Regions from separate parts of the Homo sapiens genome. Here regions 1 and 2 are each linked to region 3. The links are chromatin contacts, found by Hi-C or POLR2A ChIA-PET in ENCODE. All regions are on one chromosome and are shown on one strand. The core of a region is the stretch at or near the end of the contact, and the rest is flanking DNA. Distances in the headings are between cores, read along the strand shown.

Region 1 (3,676 bases), core at 311-2,810, 1.5 Mb before region 3:
TCCAGTGAGCACTAAGTTCGCCTCCATGATGCCCATAACAAATATACGTCCTGTTCCTGACAGTTGAGGCAGCACCCTCACAGGTGGCCCATGACCCTGCAGGTACGTAACGCAATGGTCTCCATCTCACAGAAGAGGAAACATTCCTAGGGAGGTTATGGGATGATGCTGAGATGCCACAGTGTCCAGCTGGCAAAGCCAGGCACATGCCCCTGCCCCTCCACCACAGAGCTATGATGGAGAGACCGCTCCATGGACCTCTGCCATGGTCAGGTCCAGGGCTGCTGCTCAAAGAATGGCATGATCCACACCTTACAAAGGTGTGAGGTGATAAGGAACGCGTTAGCTGGGAAGGCATTTGCACTTTGTCAGGGATGCTCTAGGATACACAAAGCTTCAGATTTACAAAGATGGAGAAGAGAGACAGGAGCATTCATGTCTTGGCCCTCTGGCTTGAGAGTCTTTTAAGCATGGAACTGAGGGACTCCTGGCCCTGAGGTCCACAGATAGGCTTTGAAATTGAAAACAGAATTTTGCAGCCTGGGTTCAGCTGCGTTTTGCTGAGGGTCTGATGCTTTCCACCAGCTTCCCAAAAGCGCCAATCAGTGGCCTTAACTGAACTGGCTCTCTCACGCTTGTCTGGGCTGGGGGCCAGCTCCTCGGTCCTTCTCCCTTCCTTCCCTCCCAAGGCCACCCTTCCGTGTGCCAGGATTGCCAGGGACGCCAAAGAGCCCCTAGACACTGGGCGGTGGCGGCGGGGGGCGGCGGCAGAGATGACTAATGCTCCCTCCCATCGCTGCACAAACCTCACCGGTGTAAATCGTTAGGGTTTGCATAGGCCTTTCACACGTTCTGAAGGATTGGTGAGACAATCCAGGAAAGCAGGTGCCACTAGCCCCACTTTGCAAACAGAAAGGCTGAGAGAGGTCAGTCGGTTGCCCAAGGACGTAGAGCTCACAAGAGGCCGAACTGGGTTTGAACCCGAGTGGAGAGAAGGCGAGCCGGGACTGGCTGCAGTAAAGAGGGCCAGGACCATGGCTGGGCTCAGGCTTGGTTTCCCGGGCTGCCAGAGGTGGCCCCTGGGGCTCGGCTACCAGGCCTCAGCGCAGCGGAGTCGGTGGAACGCCGGCGCGGGGAGCTCTTGCGGGACTGCGGCGCGCGCGGAGCTGCGACCCCGCCCCTGTCCGTCCCCATTGGGCTACTGGCCCGTCCGTCAGCTGCCTGTGCCCAATGGACAGAGGGCCGGCGCTCGTGGCGGGGCGGAGGTGCCCGGCGCGTGGTGCCCGGCGGGCGCGCGGCACCCCCCCGCCCGCGGTTGGCCTGGCAACGGGCTGCGCTCGCGGCTCCGCCCCCTGCCGGCGGCGGCGCGGCGCGGGGCGGGCGGACCCGCGGACTGGCGGCGGGCGGCGGGCGGCGGGCGGCGCGGGAGGGCGGGCGGAGGGAACCAGGCCGGCCGGAGCGTGTGCGCCGCCCGCGGTCCGGTCACGTCCCCGCGTGGGCGCCGCTGCCCGCGTCGTACGGAACGAGGGCGCCGCGGCCCCGTGCTCGCCGCCCCGCCCCGCCCCGCCCTGCCCGGAGCAGCTCGGCAGATGCTCTGTGCTGCGGCCCGGAGGTGAGTGAGCCGACCCGCGGCCGGCCGCGCGCCGCTGAGCCTCAGGGGTCGGGGGCACGGCCGGGGCATCCACCTTGCCCCCACTTGGGACTCTTCCCAGGCCTTTGTGCCCCGGATCCGCCAGGACGCAGCGTCAGGGATGCCCCTCAGGGGTGGGGGACACCAAGGGCGGGGACGCCTGCGAGGTGGGCAGGGGGCGGCCTCTGGTCGGGCAGGTGCTGGGGGAGGGATGCGCCGCCAAGCCGATGACCCCGCGGGAGGGGGCGGTTGAGGACCCGGGAGGGTGGACAGAGGGCGCCGGGGATGCCGCGCGGGGCCGCCGGGCGCCCCCAAGCAGCGGCTGATGCGGAGCCCGGGCGGGCCAGGCGAGCTGCGGGAGCGGCGCTGAGGCGGGTCTCCCTAGGGGGAGGATCAGGGAGGGGCGGCCGGAGCCGATGCAGGGCCTTGCCTGAAACCGAGGAGAGGGCCCCAGAGGCCTGGGCCCGAGGACCTGGGCCCGCAGACGGACAGCTAGCAGTTCTCGGTCACTGCTCTTGCAGCGAGCAGGTTCCTCACAGGCATTTAGAGGAAGAGATGAGTATCGACCTGCTGCGATTGTAATACGTTCCCGGCTCAATATTTTTTCCCTTAAAAGGCGGTGGGGGTGTTTGGGGGAGGGGAGTGAGGGCCTCAGGGCTGGCGCTCCGTATCCTGCGGGCGATCCGAGGGGGCTCTGCCTTTAGGGCGGTGCTGAGCCTTCCTGGGTGATGATGGCAGGATTCGGCCTAGGCCGAGAATGGGGGCTCCTGTTAACTGAGACAAGAGGATGATGCCAAGCGAGACCAGCGTTCCGCGTAGTCCGTGTTGGGGTGGAGGGACCCGCCTGGTAGAGAGGTCTGTCTTGCTTGGGGAGACAGCTGAGCCCCTGACCGGCTCCTTTCTGCCCAAGTGATTTCCCTGCCCTGGGGATTGAGCTCTCTGGAGAAGGCTCCTTGGCCAAATTCAATTAAGCAAATATTTATTGAGTGGTCACTCCCCCAGAGCTTGACGCTGGGGTGCACCGGGTGGGAGTGGACTGGGCCTGCCCTCCCAGGACTGATTGACCACCGCATAGGGGAAAACGTCTCTACTCGACCAACCCCGCTTGAGTGCAGGTGCAGGGGCCTCGGGAGGGACCTCAGAGTGGTGTCCTGGGCTGGGGGGTCAGGTGAGCTCGTGGGCAACATGACATTTGAACTGGAGCTTGAAGGACATGGGCACAGCTAAGCTGGGCATTGTGGGCAGAGAGGAGAGAATAGACCGAGGCACTTGGGCAGTTAGGTCTGATGGGAGCACTTAGCATGCCTGGGGAGTAGGAGGAGGTATGGCGGGAAAGGCCGGTGGGGGCTGCACGGGGCTGAGGGAGCTGGGAAGTGGAATGACCCCACTGCTGGTTAACTGTGGCTATGGTGGAGACCACGGCTTCCTCATCTGTAAAAGCGAAGCAGTTCCATGACCCCATGAGCTGGGGTGGGCCTGGAGAAGAGCTAGCTTTAAAGACTGGGGAAGGCTCCTTGCAGTCTGAGACTGTGCTTCCAGGCACTTCTCCCTCGGGCACAGCCAGGGCACTGGGTAACCACCCAGGCAACCCCCTTGTTAGGATTGAGTTGCCTGTTTCGGGGATGATGCTTAGCTAGTGACTCTGTGCCTCTGGGATGTGGATGTTTGAGAGCAGTAATCGTGGCAGCCTGGGAGCATCCATCTACGGGGTGCAGTGGGGGTGTGGATGGCCTGGCGGTGCTTGGATAAAATATGCGCCTTGAGCAAGCCTCATTCTCTAGGAATGAGGAGATGCTGGCATCTGGTTTAAAAGTCTTCCTGTGTGTTCCTCTAACTGACGTTGATTTTCTGAGACAGGAGGTGAATAAGACATAATTTCTCCCCCTCGGAAATTGGTGTCACTTTCCCCCCTAAGTCAGCTCCCTCATTTCTGGGGATGTTTTTGCTCTCCCTCTGAAGGGGCTGTTTGTTACTCATCTTTGTAGTGTGCCTACCCTCCCCACCCAACACACACTTGGCTTTGGCCAAGGCCCAGGTTGATGCAGC
Region 2 (3,588 bases), core at 442-2,941, 1.1 Mb after region 3:
GTCTACGTTGGCCAAACCTGACTAACCAGCATTCCCCAAATCCAAGCCCATTCTTTTTGTTACTTTACTGTGTCCTTTCCCCAGCCTAGAATGCTGCTGCTTCGCTTGTTGAAAGCCTAGCTTTCTCTAAGGTCTAGCTCAATATGGAAAATTTCTACATTTTCTAGCAAGTCTGTTTGTGCAGCTATTTCCGTCTTCTGTGATGGCTGACTCCTCTGATTCTTACACTGTTTGTTGTCTAATGCTCATGTCATGCCTACCATGTGCCTGCTGCTTGTGTGTGTGTGGTCAGCATTTTCATCTGGACCATTATTTGACTCATCAGCAGAAGACCTAGCTAGGATCTAGGTGCAACGGTGCCTCTTACTTGCTGTGGGATATGGGGCAAGTCATTCAGCAAACCCTGAAGTATCTACCTTATGTCAGACCCTGAGCTTACAAATGCAGACACTGTCCCTGTACTTGAGGCTGTCATAGTATGAGGGCTTCATATCTGAACTTCAGTTACCTCATCTATAAAGTGAGGCTAGTGATCGTCTTCTGCTTACTTCACAGGCTAACTGTGAGTTTCAAATAGGACACCAGATGAACAATTGCTTTCTAAACCATAGTGTCTATAATATGCTGTTCCGTTACGTGCAGCATAGTGGTTGAAAGTTCTAGTGCTGAACTCTGACTGCCTGGATTTCAACTCTACTGCTTACTAGTTGTGTAAACTTGGGAAAGCTTTTCTCTACCTGGGTTTCCTTAGCTAAGAACTGGAATGATTATAGTACCTGTCTTGTAGGGTGGTTGTGTGTATACACAACACACATAGAACAGTGATGCCCCACAGCTACTGCTCTGTGTGTTGATTTATATACTTCTTATTCCAGTTAGATTTTGAGGCAGCTTATAGAAATATGTACATTATGCCTAGATTTAAAAATAAATAATGGGAAAGAGAAAATAAATATTATTCCAAGGTAAAGTTACTATATAGATTTTTTCACTGATTCAACCAATATTTATTTATTATTTTTTAAATTTTGAGACAGGGTCTCACTCTGTCACCCAGGCTGGGGTGCAGTGGTGCAATCATGGCTCCCTCTAGTCTTGAACTCCTGGGCTCAAGTGATCCTCCTGCCTCAGCCTCCTGAGTAGCTTAGATAACAGGGTGTACCACCACACCCAGATACTTTTTTTTTAATTTTAAAAATTTTTGTAGAGATGAGGTCTCACTGTGTTGCCCAGGCTGGTCTTGAATTTCTGGCCTTAAGTGATCCTCCCCCCATAGCCTCCCAAAGTGCTGGGATTATAGGCATGAGCTACTACTACTCCTGGCATAACCAATATTTATTAAACACCAACATTATGCCAGACACTGTTCAGATGAACAGATACAAAGAACTTATCTCTTTGAGCTTGTATTCTGGTTGAGAGAAACAGACAAGAAACAAATAATAAACAGGAAATGTACCTGGAAGTAAAAACTGCTATGTAATGACTCAAAACCTACTCAAAACTCAGCATGTTGTATTGTGACTTGGTGACCACTTTAGATTGATGGGTCAAAGACTGTCTGAGGAGATGACATCTAAACCCAGGTTTGAATGTTAAAGAGGCTGGTCTTTTGAAGATGGAAGCTTGGTGAGGGGGAGAGCATTTTAGGCTAAAGTTGTGGCCAAGACAGAGCCCCTAACATGGTAGGAAAGAACTGGGCATGTTTGGGGAACTGAAACAGGACTAGTGTGGTCTGGTTGTACTGCATGAAGAGAGGGGCAGGTAGTGTGAGATAAGATCAGGTTGAAGAGAGAGGCAGAGTGTTTGGGGCCAGAGTAACACATTTACATTTTATTCTAATGCCCGTGGAAAAATTAAAACAGAGGAGTATTAGGTGTCATGTTTTATAAGTATCAGTTAGGTCAAGGTAGTTGATATGATACCTTCTACATCTCTTTTGATTTTATATCTAGTTGTTCTATCAATTGCTGAGAAAAGGGTGTTAAAATTTTCAACTATGATTGTAGAATGTCTGTTTCTTCTTTTATTTTGTCCATTTTCTCCATAATTTTTGAAGCTCTGCTATTGAGTACAGAAACATTTTTGATTGTTGTGTCTTTCCATATGAAATGTGTCTATCTCTGGTAATATTCTTTGTCTTGAAATTGACTTCACTGGATATTAATACAGATGTAGACACTTCAGTCTTATGCTTACTATTTTCATGAGGTATCTTTTCCCATCGTTCTACTATCAATTTGTTTTTATATATAAAGTGTGTTTCTTTTAGACAGATATAAAAGTGTCTTGATTATTTTTTTCCCTCATTCTGACAGCCTCTGCTTTTTAGTGAAGTAATTTTAGATATTGTATTTATCCTTTGTGGAGTTTGCTGAGTTTCTTGAATCTGTAAATTTATATATATATTTTTTACCAAATCTGGGAAAATTAGGGGCCATTACTTCTTAAAGGATTATTTTTCTACCTCAATCTTTCTTTCCTCTCCTTTTAAGACTGATTATATATATATTTGATATTTGGATATTATCTGTCCTATATATCCTGGATGCCCTGTCTGAGTTTTCCCCCAATATTTTTTCTTTCTTTTCTTTAGATTGGATACTTCCTGTGGATTTGTCTTCAAATTTATTGGCATTTTCTTTTGGCATCTCTAATCTGCCATTCCATTGAATGTTTTTTTCAGATACTCTATTTTTTACTTCTGACATTTTTATCTGGTTCTTTTCATAGTTATTTTCTGCTGCTATTTCCTATCTTTTTATTCGTTACATGAATATTTTCTGTTAACATCCTTTCTGTTATGTCCAGTTATAATAGCTGCTTTAAAATCCTTGTCTGATAATTCTAACATTTGGGCTATCTTGGATTGGTTTTCATTGATGGTTTGTCCTCTTGCATATGGGTCACATTTTCTGTTTCTTCATCTGTAGAATAATTTTAGCTTGTATCTTGAACATGTGATTGATACATTGTGGATACTCTAAACTCTGTTATGCTCCTCCAAGGTGTATGGATTTTTTCATCTGTTCGTTGAAGAATACAGTTAACTTGGCTTACTCAAACTCTGAGCCCTGTCCTCTCTGCAGTGGTGGAAGATGAATCTTGTTCAGTTCTTTAAGGCTCAGCTAGGCTGCTTAGGGTCTGTCATGCTCATGTGTCATTATGGGGCCCACCAGGGATTTTGACTGGATTTATACATAGAATTTTGGAGCTTTCCTTCTGTGGCTCTTTATTTTCTTACAGTTTCTGTTGGATGCCCTTTTCCATTCTCTGTGTTCCTTTGGTCACTCTTCAGTGCTTATTGTCTATGTGTCCAGAATTTTAGTTGTTATCTCAGGAGGATTGTTCTGTTAGGAATTAATTGGTTCTGACCAGAAGCAGAGCCTGAGTTTGTGTTATATTTTGAATATAAAGCAAACGTGATTTGCTGATGAATTGGATGTAGGGGGTGGTGGTGGCAGGGGCGTGGCGAAAGAGTGGAATCACTATGATTATTCATTTTTTGGCTTAAGCAACTGGGAGGATGATTTTACTCATTTTTTTGATAAAGAAGACTGGGAGAGGAGCCCGTTTGGCTGGAGTACA
Region 3 (4,070 bases), core at 1,059-3,558:
CACTCTGTCGCCCAGGCTGGAGTGCAGTGGTGTGACCAGAGCTCACTGCAGCCCTGAACTCCCAGGCTCAAGGGATCCTCTGACCTTAGCCTCCTGAGCAGCTGGAACTATGGGCACACGCTACCACACCCAGATAATTAAAAATAAAATAAGCCCTCACTGTTTGCTAGGCTCTGGGGACACAAAGGTAACTAAAGACCCACCCAAGCCCTGACCCCTAGGGACTCATAAAGAGCTGAGCAGTGGGAGAGCTCTATGCAGGATGTTGTGCTGTCACGGTGAATGCCTGCCTGTTCAAGAACCCCTCACAGCAGCCACACACTGCCTTTTTGTTTTTCTCTACTCATACTGTTTCCTCCCCAGCTTTTGCTCTTGCACATCCCTTAGTCTAGGAGTGTCCAATCTTTTGGCTTCCCTGGGCCACACTGGAAGAATTGTCTTGGGCCACACATAAACTACACTATCACTAATGATAGCTGATGAGCCTTAGTCTGAAATGTTAATGTTGTCTCCATGCTCTAATCCCTCTCACTCTCAGGGCCCCTCAATATGGAGTCCTTAAAGAGGCAATGAGAATTCTTCAGTGGCAGATGGGGATGAGGTTGCATTTGCCTCCTTCCAACCCTCAGCCCAGAGTAGGCACTTAGATATGCTTGGGGAATGGAAGGCGTTTTCCAAAAAGACCTCATACCTTGAGATGCCCAGGCCTACTTGTCACTTCCCTGCTCTGCACCCCTCCTCCCCCAGGCTTCCAGACTACAGCCCTCTGTGTGAGGCTCCCTCCTTACTCTGTGGCTTGGGCTGTGACACTGACTAGCTGGGCTATCTTCTGCCAGGCTATGACTGTCCATGCCTTTCCATGTCCAGCTATAAAATGTGGCACAAGACAGCAGCTCTCTCTCAGAGACTCAGCTGCGCCTCCTCCTCTTGCCCTGCGCTCTAGAACTCCTTGATCCTGAGGCCTGGCAGGCCCCACAGGGCCATCTCCAGCCTCGGCAAGGGCGGATCGGACCTAGAGGTGCTCATGTTGGGGGTGATAAGGTTAGGCGAGGCCTTGGCATCTGTCCCCATAACAGCTTTAGCCTTCTAAACACAAAGCCACAGCCAGACGTTGCTGCCTGGAGCCAAAGGGCTGCCTGGAAGGCCCTGGCCTGAGCTCAGTTAGTGGCTGTCACTAAGGAAGGCAAGCAGTGCACTAGCCTTTAATACTTAACCCATCTCAGACTCAGTCTGCTCAGCTGCAAAAGTGCAAATCACAGTGGGCACCTACTTCACTGGTTCGTTATGAGGATTAATGAGGCACTGCATGTAAACAACTGCACGCAGCGCGCGCCTGCCTCATAGAACACTCCCTGTGAATGTAAGCCATTCCTCCTCTGAGGCTCAGGAAAGGCAAGTATCTTGTCTCAGACCACAGGGCTAGACAACTGGAGGAGGAGGGTTGTAAATCCCCCACCAACTCCACACAGCAGACACAAAAGGGAACACTCCCTGGGAGTGACACCTGAAGGTCAGGGTCCCACATGCTGTTGACCTCTTCCACAGTTGGCACTTCACTTCAGAGTTTACTAGCTAGAACTCCGTTTGTCATCAACCCCGCGCCTTCAGCAGGACAGGAATCACGTCTTCCCCCTCCCCTACGTCTTGGGCAAGCAAACTAACGGCCAAGACATTGAATACCAGTCCGGGTCTCCGCCCCAAAGGGGCTCAGGCTACCGCGTGGCAGAGAGAACGAAAGTGAAGAACAAGAGCAAGACAAAACGCCGAGTCTCGGAGGCCAGGGCACTGGCCCTTCCATTGCTCGGTGCTCTCGGCCAGTTTCCTGCCCTTCCCAGCCTCAGTCCTCCACGGTTTCCCAAGGCATGGGAGCTCCCAAGGCGGCTCCAGCAGGACTTTTCGCTTCTGGGGAAGGTGGTGCCCCTGCTACCCGGACCTTCCCACCATGCTGACAAGGGTCGCAATCCTGCGAGTGTCAGGAAACCCCCACTGACTGGAACCAGGCGGGTGTGGGGGCGAGGCGGGAGTCGGCCCAAGGTCGCGCGACTGGACCCTGCCCCGCGCTAGGGAGGGGTCCCTTTCGTTCCTAGGGTGAAGACTGGGCCCACAGAGAGGCACTGACCGGGCTCGAGCGGCGGCCCCGCTGCCTCCGCCTCCGTCCTCATGACCCGGGCGGCGCGGGGCGCCCATGGCCCCGGCCCAGAGCGGGCTACAGCTTCCGCTTCGGCTGGGGCGGGAGGGCGGTCGGTGCGTGTCGAGTTCCTTCTCCGCCACCGCCGCCGCTGCGGAGGAGAGAACGGGAGGCGGCGGCTGGGCCGCCCCAAGCGCCGCCCCAGCCCTTCCAGGTCTCGAATCTGGAGGCCCCGCCCCCTCCTTAGGCCCCGCCCCAAACTTTGATCTTAGAGGTCCCCAGCCTCTTGATTTAAGTCTGCTCCGGCCATTCGCCGCCTCAGCGTTGAGTGGCCCCACCCTCTCGCCCAATCCTCGCGCAGACGCGCAGCTCACCAGGACGCGGGCCCCGGAAGCCCCGCCCCTTTCTTTGAGCCCCGCCCCAAAGCTCGTGCATTTCCTGAATAGAGGCTCGTCCCTTCGGCAAGCCCCGCCTCTGCCGGGTCCCGCTCTTTTGCCAGTCCTAGGTGTAAGCCCTGATCCCGCCCAGTGCATCCCCGAGGCCCCAAGCAACTCTCCTCCAACTGTCTTTAGGGATAACCCTGAGCGGGCAGCCGCTCTACTCTATACCTAACTTTATCCGTACCAGATACCTAGCCTCACTCAGGGCCCCCCTTACCTGGCGGTGCCGGGATCAACAAATGAAATTGTGACGGGAAGTCCTGGCCCTTGGCCCAACCTCCTGCTGTCCCCGGTCTGAGGGCCCAAGCCCCGCGTCTCCGCCTTGCCGTCCAGCCTGTCCTTGGTGTGGGGTGCTTGGAAGTGTGAGCACCCTCTCTGGCTCTTTGCCGGCCCCAAGGGTCGTTGCGGCGGCCCCCGGGCCCAGTCATCAGCCCTCTTTTCCGGTGCCGGAACTATCGTACTGGTGCCCTAGTTTCCCAGCCGGCAGGCGGAGTGAGGAGGAAGCGGAGGCGAGACCGCGCTCAACACTGGGGAAAGGAAGGAGGCGGGCCCTGCGCGCAGCATTTTGGGAAAGAGTGGAATTCTGGGTGTTAGGCCCGCCATTCGCTTGACTCACGCCTTCGCCGTAGCATCTTTCGCAGCGGACCGAAGAGAAGAAAAGTAGGCCAGAGCCGGTGAGGCTGGGGACGGGCGAGGGGAGGTCGAGGCGCCTGTGAGGGGCCAGGGGCTGGAGAAAGACTTGCTGCATGGAACTCTGCGGGGCTCGGGGAGGGAAGAAAGCGGGAAGCTTGGGCCACCCAAACATCAGCGTCGCCTCACTAGCTCCTGGAAGTAAGTTCATTAGCTTTCCCCTCAACGTGCATGCTTCTCACATTCTGTATCTCTCCAGGTGAGTGTTTTTCAAAGCTTCCAGGCAGTAATCTCGAAGTCATTTCTGATTGACTATCTCCTTCCCCCAAATCCTATGAGTTTTTTTTTGTTTTTTTTTTTTTAAGTAGAGACGGGGTTTCACCATGTTGCCCTGGCTGGTCTCGAACTCCTGGGCTCAAGGGATCCACCGGCCTCGGCCTTCCAAAGTGCTGGGATTACAGGCGTGAGCCACCGCGCCCAGCCGGTCATTTTTTAAAAAGTTCTTTGTATCTCTGCCCCAGTCCCCTTTCAGGCAATGGTCCCCTCATGCTTTCCACACTGTTGCAGCAGTTTTAACTGTTGCAGAAGTTTTAACAAGTTTCTCTGCTTCTAAACCTTACGTTCTATCCATTTTGTAAATAAATGCTGCTATCTTTTCATTGCGTCATTCTTTACATATAATTCTGCAGTGGTTCTCCACTACCTTCAGCATAAAATCTAGACTCCTAAGGCTGAAAGCCAGGGATCCTCACCAAAGGAGCCTGTCCTTTCAACCTCATGTTCTCCTGTCTTAGGTACGCTTAAGTTGAAACTTAGAGTTGTTGCTCATCTCAATAAAAAGTTCACTGCTTGATGCTTTTGATTAGGTCAAG

The links. A loop is a pair of places that touch in the nucleus more often than their neighbours do. ChIA-PET counts read pairs that join two places held with the same protein, here RNA polymerase II (POLR2A). Pooled maps may share reads with other maps.
Region 1: a loop to region 3 is called in a map of B cell, with 28 times the contacts of the local background. The contact joins the promoter of GNAZ here to the promoter of GUCD1 in region 3. A Hi-C loop is called at or near these places in 1 of 168 maps with a recorded cell type or tissue (B cell) and 4 of 50 pooled maps. POLR2A ChIA-PET finds 5 or more read pairs at or near these places in 1 of 52 experiments (activated B cell).
Region 2: a loop to region 3 is called in a pooled map, with 5 times the contacts of the local background. The contact joins the enhancer-like site here to the promoter of GUCD1 in region 3. A Hi-C loop is called at or near these places in 2 of 50 pooled maps.

The regions. Positions count from the first base shown.
Region 1 is chr22:23,068,959-23,072,634 of GRCh38, forward strand. It overlaps GNAZ (G protein subunit alpha z), which reads left to right and starts at 1,561. Exons shown (of 3, transcript NM_002073.4): 1 at 1,561-1,612. The region is part of intron 4 of RSPH14 (radial spoke head 14 homolog); the gene reads right to left. RefSeq lists silencers at 1,236-1,375, 1,516-1,655 and enhancers at 2,262-3,142, 3,143-3,676.
Region 2 is chr22:25,655,305-25,658,892 of GRCh38, forward strand. All of the region lies in intron 3 of GRK3 (G protein-coupled receptor kinase 3), which reads left to right. Among named protein-coding and RNA genes, the nearest start is that of MYO18B, 85 kb to the right of the region's middle. Within about 2 kb of position 1,692, at least 3 of the 41 ENCODE cell types and tissues checked have a DNase peak (open chromatin) inside an H3K27ac peak, as active enhancers do.
Region 3 is chr22:24,552,830-24,556,899 of GRCh38, forward strand. GUCD1 (guanylyl cyclase domain containing 1) reads right to left here and starts at 2,309. Exons shown (of 6, transcript NM_001284254.2): 1 at 2,120-2,309. The coding sequence starts at 2,162. SNRPD3 (small nuclear ribonucleoprotein D3 polypeptide) reads left to right here and starts at 3,170. Exons shown (of 4, transcript NM_004175.5): 1 at 3,170-3,242. RefSeq lists a silencer at 2,058-2,417 and an enhancer at 2,878-2,977.